2 separate regions of the Homo sapiens genome follow, and region 1 is linked to region 2. A link is a contact called in ENCODE Hi-C data. All regions are on one chromosome and are shown on one strand. The core of a region is the stretch at or near the end of the contact, and the rest is flanking DNA. Distances in the headings are between cores, read along the strand shown. Region 1 overlaps CD247 (CD247 molecule). Region 2 holds the start of POGK (pogo transposable element derived with KRAB domain).

Region 1 (5,537 bases), core at 1,123-3,622, 610 kb after region 2:
GCTGGGGGCAGCCAAAGATGATCACAGAGTATCTAGGCATACGGGTCATTGTATCTAAGTGTTGTGAGTCTAATTAGTGACAGTGAGCCTCGCCATCCCTTTGTAGCCTTTTGTCATCTTCATTAAAAAAAAAGCCCTGAATTCAGGAAGTCTCATGGTACTGACCACTAACAGGAAGATTCTGGAGCCCCAGAGTGCACCCTGGGGGAGACGCACCTATCCTTACAGAATCTGGTTTCTCTGGGTGAGATTTACTTGAATTGCGTTGTTTGTCTGTCTGTCTCTGAGCCAGACTATGAACTTCTGCTAACAGGGATCAGGCCTTAATCAACCTGGTCCTGCCATACCCTGAGGCTGAAAATACACGCTGGTGCCCTTTCCCCTGCAGTCAACCTCCTTCTCCAGCAAATCCTGTTTCGGAGCTGGGCATCTGCGGGACTTACTCACATCCAACTAATAAGGATTCTTCTCATTTGAACTCTAATTTCTACTTTTAAAGTGACTTCCTGTGTCTGATGGAGTTAGATTCTTATGAGTGCCAGGAGACAAACAGGGGGCTACTTTTGGGCCCAATTCACAGGTGGATAAACTGAGATCAGAGGAATGAAGCAACTTCACCAAGGACACCTGCAGGTTAGTGGCAAAGCTGGAAGGGAATTCCTGGGTCTCCTGACTCCAGGTACTTCTCTTAGCCTTATGGCTTCGATGCAGCTGACCTATGGGCTCAGGATCCGGAGTTTCCACCTACCTCTGATTTCACAGCCCTTGCCATTTTGCCCACTTTTGACACTTAGTCACAACGGCTTGTAAACGTTCCACTTCAAGTCCGCCCCCCACCACTGGCTCTGGCAAGCACAGATGGTGCCTTATAGTTTCATTTGCACCTTTCCCTCCTCACCCGCACATCACAGGCTTAGAGAAGAGCAAAGAACATAATAAGTCTTTGAGTCAGAAAGACTCTAAGACTCAAATGTGGAATCTGCCCCATTATTGGCTTGTTTTGGAACAGTTTTCTTAACCTCTCTGAGCGTCAATTCTCCTATCTGCAGAAGGGCTTTGACAAGACCGATTTCACGGGTGCAGAGAAATGAGGTAAAGTTTGTGGGGTGCCCTGCACAGTGGCGCATGCTAAGAGGCTCTGCAGGTACAAGGAGTGACAGCAGGGGATGGCCCTCTGACCTCCCACACCATCATGCCACGGTTGGGGACAGAACCTGGCCAGGTTTCCCAGCCCAGGATGGGGATACCCACTCTTCAGGGGTGTTTGAAGATAAAAACAGATAATGGGGGCCAGGCGCGGTGGCTCACGCCTATAATCCCAGCACTTTGGGAGGCCGAGGCGGGCGGATCATGAGGTCAGGAGATCGAGACCATCCTGGCTAACATGGTGAAACCCCGTCTCTACTAAAAAATACAAAAAAATTAGCCGGGCGTGGTGGCAGGCACCTGTGGTCCCAGCTGCTCAGGAGGCTGAGGCAGGAGAATGGTGTGAACCCAGGAGGTGGAGCTTGCAGTAAGCGGAGATTACGCCACTACACTCCAGCCTGGACAACAGAGTGGGACTCCGTCTCAAAAAAAATAAAAAGAGATAATGGGTGTGTACAAAGTGCCTGGCACACAGTGGGAGCTCAGTAGTGTGTAGACTTTCTGAGAACTCCTCACTTCACAAAATGATAATGATGTAACACATGCATGAAGCATACAGTTTAGAGAGCTCTTTGCACTTGCATGATCTGGCTTAATCCTCAGAACAACCTTGCACAATACGGGCAGAATTATTACCAATTCTATTTTGCAGATAATGACGTTGCAGCTCCAATAGGTCACATGGCTAGAGATTTTCTGAGTGCATCTGATGCAAAGTCCCTTCTCAATCTACCTTATCCCAGTGCCTCTGGGGTTCCTGTCATATAGAGAGCTTCCCACCTCTTTCAGGAGTTTCTTCTTTGGTAGGCACTTCTGGCCTCTGCTTGAATATCTCTGGTGACAGGAAGCTCAGCACCCAGCAATCACTGGTGGAGAGCTCTAATTTTCAGAGTTAAAAAAAAAACTTTGAACCTAGTTCTGCCTTCAGAAGCACAAATCACACAGATCCTCCAATTTCTATAGGGCAGCCTTTCAAACCTCACCCCCGTCCAGCTTGTTTCCACTTTGATAGGAAGCACGGCAGGTAAGAATGAATCCTACGAAGGCGACAACTGCAATCCAAGTCCTGGTGTTGCTACTGTGTAATCACTGAGTAATCACAGCGACCTCCCAGGGTGTGTGACACTCAAATGGGAAGGGCTTGGTACCTGGTAAGCGCTCAGTTTGTAGGCACTGATGGAATCAATATGAATCACAGTAGCTCATGATCCAGGTAGGAGTGGCCAGCTTTCTACTCGCCAACCTTCCTTCCTTTGAGTCCCCAACTTTGAGCCCTGAGTCCTGCTGCTGCCAGCTCCACCCCCAGGCTCAGGCACAACTGGTGATGACATTGCAGGGTAAAAACTTAGAAAACAGGAAGTCACTGTTCTTAGGAAGGCAGTGGCAGCAGCTATGGGTGGGGGGGTGGGGGCGGTGTCTGTGTTGGGCAGGGTGCTGGGTGTGATGCCGACCCATTGACCACAGCATCCAGGCACCCAGACCATCCCCCTCAGTGGGTTGCTCCCTTTCATCGAATAACTAACTTTCACTGCAGCAGAAAAGATATAGGCTAGACACACAGAGTAATAGTTATAACCACTGGTTGAAGATTTGTTCTGGGCCAGGAACCACACGTGTGAGTTTTCTCATTCAGTCTTCACAGTGACTCTGATTTCACAGCTAGGGAAACTGAGGCTCAGAGAAGTTAATAACATGCCTAATGTCTACAGCCAGGGTTGAATCCAGGCACATCTGGATCCACAGTCCAGGTCTTAACCACCACTTGGTACTGACCTTCAAAGACTTGCTGATCCTCAGAGGTGGTGAGAGGGGTCCTCACCAGGCTGTGGAGTCCCTTCTCCCAGGATCGAACCATTATAGCAGGTCATATTCTTGACTCTACAATTAGCTTTCTTTCATTGAGGGCTGAGAGGCCGGCCTGGGGGGTTGACAGATACAGAAGGCCTGCTACCAAATGTGAGGCCAGGACTCACACTGCCCAGTGCTTATAGCAATGACCCACTGGAGATACCTCAATCACCCTGAACTGCAGAACGACTCCAGCTAATTTACTGGCAACATATAATGTTTTACTACTCTCTTTAATTTGCTACCAGCCTGGCCAACAGGGTGAAACCACATCTCTACTAAAAATACAAAAAATTAGCTAGGTGTGGTGGCGGGCGCCTGTAATACCAGCTACTCAAGACGCTGAGGCAAAAGAATCGCTTGAACCCAGGAGGTGGAGGTTGCAGTGAGTTGAGATAGCACCACTGCACTCCAGCCTGGGCCATAGAGTGAGACTCTGTCTAAAAAAATAAATAAACAAAAATTTTTTTAAAAAGTACCACAGCCTCCTTAATTCTCTCCTCAGTGTCAGATTTCAAATATTCATGTTTCATTGTAAAATTGGATCATTTGTTCAAAACTACCTACAAATTATGTATTCCCATAGATAAGGGTTCCAAGGGAAGAGGGAAGAACAGGGCTGTATGATTTCTTAGGGGTAGCGCTTTATGAGCAAATGTTTCTCTTCTTGTATTTTTATTTCCATTAAAGTTGTTATGTTTTGAGCGATACTTTGTGATCATTTTTCTTTTCTTTTTTTTTTTTTTTTTTTTTGAGACAGAGTCTCGCTTTGTTGCCCAGGCTGGAGTGCAGTGGCATGATCTTGGCTGACTGCAACCTCCGCCTCCCAGGTTCAAGCGATTCTCCTGCCTCAGCCTCCCAGGCAGCCATGATTACAGGCACCTGCCACCACACCTGGCTAATTTTTTGTATTTTTAGCAGAGACGGGGTTTCACCATGTTGGCCAGGCTGTTCTCAAACTCCTGACCTCAGGTAATCCACCCGCCTCAGCCTCCCAAAGTGCTGGGATTACAGGTGTGAGCCACCGAGCCCAGCCTTTGTGATCATTTTTCTTTTCATTTTCAAGTAAATCAACTTAATATAAAAGTGCAGAAAAGTAGGAAAAAATCAGAATTGCCCATAATACCACTTTCAAACACAGCCATTATTAATATGATGGCAGATGGCTGACCAAAGTCTTTGTTATTTATAAACTGTAATCATTTTACATAACAACTTTCCACGGGCAGGTGCAGTGGCTCACGCCTGTAATCCCAGTACGTTGGGAGGCCGAGGTGGGCAGATCGCCTGAGGTCAGGAGTTTGAGACCAGCCTGGCCAACATGGTGAAACCCTCTCTCTACTAAAAGTATGAAAATTAGCCGGGCATGGTGGCACGTGCCTATAATCCCAGCTACTTGGGAGGCTGAGGCAGGAGAATCACTTGAACTTGGGACGTGGAGGCTGCAGTGAGCCAAGATTGCGTCATTGCATGTCAGCCTGGGTGACAAAGTGAGACTCTGTCTCAAAAAAAAAAAAATTTCCTGAAGAATTGTTTTTTTCATTTAGTATTATGTTATAATCTAAGACTTCATGTTATTTCATATATTCATATTTCATGTTACTTTGTCATTTTACTATTAATAAATATCCTTTTTAAAGGTTGCCTAATAAGCTTTCCACTATCTACATAACCATTCCCCATTGGTGCTCATTTGTTTCCAATTTTTCACCATTATAAATAATTCTAAGATGAACAGCTTCATTCCTAAAGCTTTTTACAGGATTGGAATTCCATCAATAATAGCTTGAAAAATGGGCCAGGTGCGGTGGCTCAGGCCTGTAATCCCAACACTTGGCGAGGCCAAGCTAGCAGGACTGCTTGAGCCCAGGAGTTAGAGACCAGCCTGGGCAACATGGCAAGACCCTCCCTCTACAAAAAATAAAAAATTAGCTGGGCATGATGGTGCATGCCTTAGTCACAGCTACTCAGGAGGCTGAGGTGCGAGGATCACTTGAGCCCAGGAGGTCAAAACTGCAGTGAGCCCTGACCGTGTCACTGCACTCCAGCCTGGTTGACAGAGTGAGACCCTGTCTCAAAAAAAAATAAGTGAATAAATAATAATACTTTGAAAAATGAAAGCTAAGACTAATAGTCCAAGAGATAAATCAGCAAAAGATATAAATAGGCAATTCGCAGAGACAGGAAAACAGATTACTTACAAACATATAAAAAGACATACTGGGAGCAGTGGCTCATGCCAATCCCAGCACTTTGGAAGGCCGAGGCAGGCAGATCACTAGGTCAGGAGCTCGAGACCAGTCTAGCCAATATGGTAAAACCCCATCTCTACTAAAAATACAAAAATTAGTCAGGCATGGTGGCATGTGCCTGTAGTCCCAGCTACTCGGGAGGCTGAGGGAGGAGAATCGCTTGAACCCAGGAGGCACAGGTTGCAGTGAGCTGAGATCGAGCCACTGCAATCCCACCTGGTGACAGAGCAAGCATCTGTCTCAAAAAAAAAAAAAAAAGAAAAGAAAAGAAAAGACAGTCTCAGTGCTAGC
Region 2 (5,934 bases), core at 2,910-5,409:
CCCTCACCAACATAGGCAGGTATCACCCAATCCACTAAGGGTCTGAACAGAACAAAAAGTTTTTATTGAGCTGGGTGTCCATCTTCTCTTGCCCTCAGACACTGGAGCTCCTGGTTCTCAGGCCTTCACACTCAGGTTGAATTATAACACCCAGCTTTCCTGCCTCTCCAAATTGCAGACAGCACACTATGAGACTCAGCCTCCATAATCACATGAGCCAATTCCCTTCTTCTTCTTTCTTCTTCTTCCTTCCTTCCTCCTCCTTCTTCTGCTTCTGCTTCTTCTCCTTCTCCTCCTTCTCCTTCTTCTCTCTCTCTCCCTCCCTTCCTCCCTCCCTCCTTCCTCCCCTCCCTCCCTCTACTCCCCTTCTATATAGAGATAACACACACATTTTCCAAACTTCTCTCATACAGGTGTGACCATGTAACTGATCCCAACCAATGGAATGTGAATAAAAGAGACATGTGTCACTGTAGGGGCAAGAAAAGGTTGTGCCTTCTTTGTTTTCTCTCCCCTTCACTCTGGCAGATGGAGAAAACCACAGGCCCCAGGTGGCGACAAAGCCAAAAGACAGAAGGAACACGGATCCTAAATCACGGCATCAGGAGTCACCTGTGGCAGAAACACGCTGGACTATTACATCAACCACACTTCTGTTGTGTTTGTGCCTTTATGCATTTGGGGTCTGTTTGTTACAGTAGCTATAATAGTATGACCCTAAGTGTTATAATTCCCTTTCCTCTTCTAAAGAAACCACTGAGTGTTCCTTAACTCTCTGAGGTGCTCTAACAACACACCTCCTCTCCAAGAACTTCTAAGTCCTTCCAAGGAACTGACCAGAGCAGGATTTTCCTTACCATTTTATCAAGATGTCCCAGGAATAACTTCTGGCTTTATTGGGTAATATTTTTGAAAACAGATAGGGTCTCACTATGTTGCTCAGGCTGGTTTTGAACTCCTGGCCTCAAGCAATCCTCCTACAGCCTCCTGAGTAGCTGGGATTACAGATACAAGCCAGCATGCCTGGCTTCTTATGGGGTAATTTCTAGGGCTAGGGCTCATATCTTGCTCTTCCTCTGAAGTGCCAGAATCCCAGGAAAGAGAAAGATACAGTCAGCAGTGATGCTCCTTCCCCATTTGGTTCTCTCCTCCTTTCCTCCCCATCTAGGATTTCCTTGTCCACATACCTGAGGATATGTACCACAAAATGGTCAATTCTCCTTCTCCTGCTTCAGAGCAACTCCTTGAGGGCCAAGACTGGGAGCCCTAAGGCCAAGGTTGCCTCTTGTCATCATCTCAATAAGCTACACCCTTAAAATTGCTCTATAACAAGGCACCCCAGAACTCAGTAGCTTAAAACAACAATAATCTCTTCTAATGGTCACTGGTCTTCATATTAGCAAGGATAGCTCTGTAACACATGCCTCCTTCTGATGCCTAAGTTGGAGGGGCAGTGACTACTTAAGCATGCTTTTGTCATAGCAGAGATCAAAAGCTCCCAGAGGTGCAAAGAGAAACTTCTGAGGCCTCTTAGGACTCAGGACTCACACACAGTCACTTCCTCCCACATTCCATTGGCTGAAGCTCACCATAGAAGCAGGCCAAGTGAAGGTGCATTGAAGTACATTCTGCACATGACACTTCAGCAAAGGTGTGGCTTATAACACTACCACAGGGACACAAAGTACCAAGACTATTACTTCAGTCTACAGCGGTCCCCGAGGAACAGACGTATGTGGGCCCGTGGCTATATTGACCTGGCCATGGGGCCTCTGCTGAAGGAAATCAGAAATGTGTATTCACCAGGGAACACTACAGTTAGAAATGAGTATTTTGTAAAATTTGAGGCTCTTTGGAATTCCTATAGTTTGGGTACTATAATAATTCAATAGGAGGAAGGATGAAGTCAGACCAACAGCATCATTAAAGAACTATTATGTTGATTAAATGGATGTTCGGCTGATATTAGCCACCAACTAAGAGAAACTCATCCTATTGAATTACCAGAGTAATGCACTGTCTCAAAGACTGGCTTCAATCACTCCCCATTCAGACTCAGATAAAGTCTTATGGAGAATGGGAACAATAACAGAGCTGAGAGAATGTTAGGACAATATATGGTTCAACTCTCTTTTTGCAGATGAAACACCAGCAAAGAGAAGCACAATGACTTAGAAAACCACTTAAACATGAGTCTGTAGTGTATTGTGCCTAGGCCAGCACGTTGCTCCTAGAGTAAGTCTTGTTAGCAATTACAGACCCGTAAAAAGGTGGATCCTCTAAGATCCTCTAACAGTAATTGAGATCATGGGGCTGTGGGCTCAAAGTCAAGAATTCGGGTGGGTCACTCTTAATTTCTTCCCAGGGACACCTAATCCAAGCCCATGAGAACATTAGGGCTCTCAGAGACTAAAACTCTAACATAGTAGGGTTTTTCGTGTGTGTGTGTCTGTGTGTGTGTGTGTGTGTGTGTCTATCTCAAAACTGTATTAATTTCTTTTCTAAGATGCTGGGGTGCCAGCAACATCCCTATTACTCTTCTCCCTTCCTAATGTCCTCCTCACTTTCTGTTTGAATCTGCCATTTCCTCAGAAAAATTAAGAGGGCAATGTCAATCAATTCAAACTAACATGTCACTCCTGTTCTACAAATACTTACTTTTACACAAAAATAATTGTTCATTAAAACAAAAAAGTAAATTCTAGCCTCCCTCCCAATATTTGAACGATCTTTTCCACCCACAGATTAGATCTTCTACGGTCTTGGGTTGTCACCGTGATTGCACTTCCAAGATGTGTACGTTATGTCATGCTACATTTTACGTGTTAAGAGCACAGTGCACAGTGACCTCTCCCATGACTGAGAGAAGTAAAATTCACATGTAAGTAGTAGTGGCCACAAAAACTTGGAAAGACAGGTCTTTTCCAACAGATATTCAGGTCTCAGAGACAATCTGAAGAGTTTGACGGACTCTTTCCTTGACCAAAGTTTAATCAGGCTTAAGTCCTCTTCTTCAGCAGGCCTCCACCCTGGTCCCCTGACCACTCACCCCGAACCTTTGGCCTGCCCAGCTCTATTTTAGCAAGAACCCTGCTAAGTTAGGTTAGAGAGAAATCACCACCCTTGATATCTGATCACCCTGGATATCTGATCAAATTTCTCATTCCCCCACCCTTGATATCTGATCGCCCTAGCCTGCCTTCAGCAAGAATCCTGTTAAGTGGGTTCAGCAAGAATCCCTCTAGGTGCTTGATGTCTCGTATCAGTAACTTTCCATCTACTGACCCCTTCGTTCTGCTCCTTGGCTATACATCCCCAGCTGTCCTTACTGTATTCCGTGTTAGACCTCATCTCTCCCCCCAGTGTGATCATCTTTACACCTATAGCAATAACCCTGTATAAAGTCTTCCTTACTGTTTTAACAAGTGTCAGAATAATTTTTTCTTCAACAAGTTCTCAACAAAAACCCATACCCAGAATCTTTTTCTGGAATGAAAAGGGCTTCAGGGCTTCTCAGGTCACTTTTGTTGTATTGCCCACAGAGCTGAGAGTAAACAACTCCTTTGGACGTTTTGGAGAAGAAAGGTCCTTCTATACACCCACTTCATCCAAGGAATTACATGCTTGGGATATTAAGCAACAGCTACAAAAATCAGGAAGTTCCTTCTCCATGTATATGACGAAGTTCTGGACAGGAGCCCGCTGCCAGAATACGAATACTCTTCCCCAAAGACCCCTCCTCATGCCCCTACACGCTCTTGCCGGTCTAGCCTTTCATTGCCTGAAGCACGGCGAGAACGCCTGGAGAGCTCGTCCAAGCAAGTGCAACCCGCTGGTGACTGCAAATGAGCACATGGAACTGTGCGCCCACGCTACGCTCGGTTAAAATCAATCTGGGCTCTTCCTGCCTCGTCCACGCCGAGGTCACACGCAGCACTGGAAGCGGCCTGCATCGGGCGGGGCGGGGAAGGCCGAGGGCACGGCTACCCAGGCCCGCCAGGGACTGCCCGGACCGGCCGGAAGCCGCGCCTAGAGGAGGGCCCCGGAGCTCGCGCGGGCGCCGTCCCCCGGCGCCGCCGAGGCCTGCTGACATCAGCCGCGCTCCTCCCCTCGCCTCCCAACACCCTCAGCTCCGGGCCGGACCCTCCCTCCTCCCACCACGTGTCCTCCCCGCTCCCTCCCGAGGGGCCGCGCGCACGGGAGGACGGAGAGGCGGAAAGGATGGCGCTGTGACAGCCGGGCCGGAGCCCTCGCGTCCCCACCCCGCGCCCTGGCCGCTGGGCCCGGCGGTGAGTGCGCGCGGGCGGGGGCGGCGGCGGCGCGGCCCCTCCCCCGGGTCCCGGGCGGCTGGGCCGCGGCAGAGGCGGGGGCGCCGAGGCTGCGCCGCCGCCGCCGCCGCCTTTGTTGCGGGCCCGCCGGGGAGGCGGGCGGCGCCGGCTCTCGCCGCCCGGCAGGTGCGCTGGGGCCGGGAGGGGGCCAGGTGGGGAGGCGGGCCGGGCGGAGGGGGCAGCGGAAGCGCTCCCGGCGCGGTTCCGCGGAGAAAGGGAAATGGGGCAAGATGGCTGGAGAAATCCGAACGCGCCCGGGGGCGCGGCGGCGGTGGCGCAGGCGGGGCAGGGCGGGCGGCGGCCCTGGTTGCGGCACCTTAGCGCGGGGAGGCGGCCCCTCCCACCTCTGCCCCGGAGCCGGCAGGGAGACCGCCGCCAAGTTCGGGCCCCAGCTGCAGGCATCTGAAGCCTAGACCCATCCATGCCGCGTTCGCCTATCTTTTTTGGAAATATCGAAGGAACCGACTTTGAACTCCAGAGGGATCTTTTCTTTGGAGGTTCCCCGATGCAGCCCTCAAGATGCATCCGCACTCCACACCTAGGAATTGCCCGCGCCCATAGAGGGCAGGAGTGCGGCCCTTTGTACTGGCCAAGAGTCAGCGAATAGAGAATTTGCAGCCCAGAGGCAATGGGTTATTTCCCTGTCGGGGTGGGCCCCAGCCGATTTCTGCACCTTTTTGGGTATCCAGGCATAACCCTCACTATGTTTCACTGACTCCTGCGTTTGCAAAGTCCCTTAAGGTAGAATGACCCTATTTTCTGAACCAGCTCGTGGACAGAACCTTTGAATTTGGAAAATCCAGGCAATGGGCCTACTGAGCCAACCGCTCCGCCCATGCTTAACTGGCTTCTAGCACCCATTCCAGTTGAGTAAGTGTCCAATCTGTGTTCAGACACCTTCACTGATAGGAAATCAGCACCTTTCCCCTGCCTCTGATTCCTGTTTGGGTGGCACTGGCTGTGAGAAAGTACTGCCTTTCTCACTGCTTAAAACCTTTTCCAGGAGTATTTATCCACTGGCCGGCCTCTGTTCTGCCGTCCAGTCTCTACAAACCAGTCTGGGTTCTCTTCCCCAGATAGCTTTTTAAATATTTGAAGGCAGCCAGATACGTTATCTACCCACAGCCTCTCTTATCATAATTAAACATGTCACCCTGTAGCTTCCTGGCCGACTCTTGTTTCCTTACTTCCCTCCAGCGGGAACAGTGCTTGGGGCTAAAGAGGTTTGTATGTGGCTCAGCCTCCCCCATCATAGGCTTTGGGGAGGTCACAGTGACACCTGGTTTTTCTGAACCTGAATCTTGCTTGCAGAGATGGAGTCCACAGCCTACCCTCTCAATTTGAGCCTGAAAGAAGAGGAAGAGGAAGAAGAGATTCAGAGCCGGGAACTAGAGGACGGCCCGGCAGACATGCAGAAAGTACGAATCTGCTCTGAGGGCGGATGGGTAAGTAAGAAGGTGTGGAGTCCACACAGCCAGCAGATGCAGGCCTGAGAGCCCAGCTTGCTTTAAGTCTCCTCCTCAGACAGACGTGGGAAGTAAAAATAGCCCAGCCCGGTGTGTTTGCATTCCTGAGAAAACAGCTCTGTGGCTTTAAAAGGCAGTGC

What was found. A loop is a pair of places that touch in the nucleus more often than their neighbours do. Pooled maps may share reads with other maps.
Region 1: a map of ascending aorta shows a loop between it and region 2 (2.4-fold over the local background). The contact joins the enhancer-like site here to the promoter of POGK in region 2. A Hi-C loop is called at or near these places in 2 of 168 maps with a recorded cell type or tissue (ascending aorta and posterior cingulate gyrus) and 6 of 50 pooled maps.

What each region holds. Positions count from the first base shown.
Region 1 is chr1:167,445,424-167,450,960 of GRCh38, forward strand. The region is part of intron 1 of CD247 (CD247 molecule); the gene reads right to left. Among named protein-coding and RNA genes, the nearest start is that of CD247, 70 kb to the right of the region's middle. Within about 2 kb of position 2,373, at least 12 of the 41 ENCODE cell types and tissues checked have a DNase peak (open chromatin) inside an H3K27ac peak, as active enhancers do.
Region 2 is chr1:166,835,316-166,841,249 of GRCh38, forward strand. POGK (pogo transposable element derived with KRAB domain) reads left to right here and starts at 4,160. Exons shown (of 6, transcript NM_017542.5): 1 at 4,160-4,289; 2 at 5,640-5,773. The coding sequence starts at 5,642. RefSeq lists silencers at 3,916-4,345, 4,446-4,685.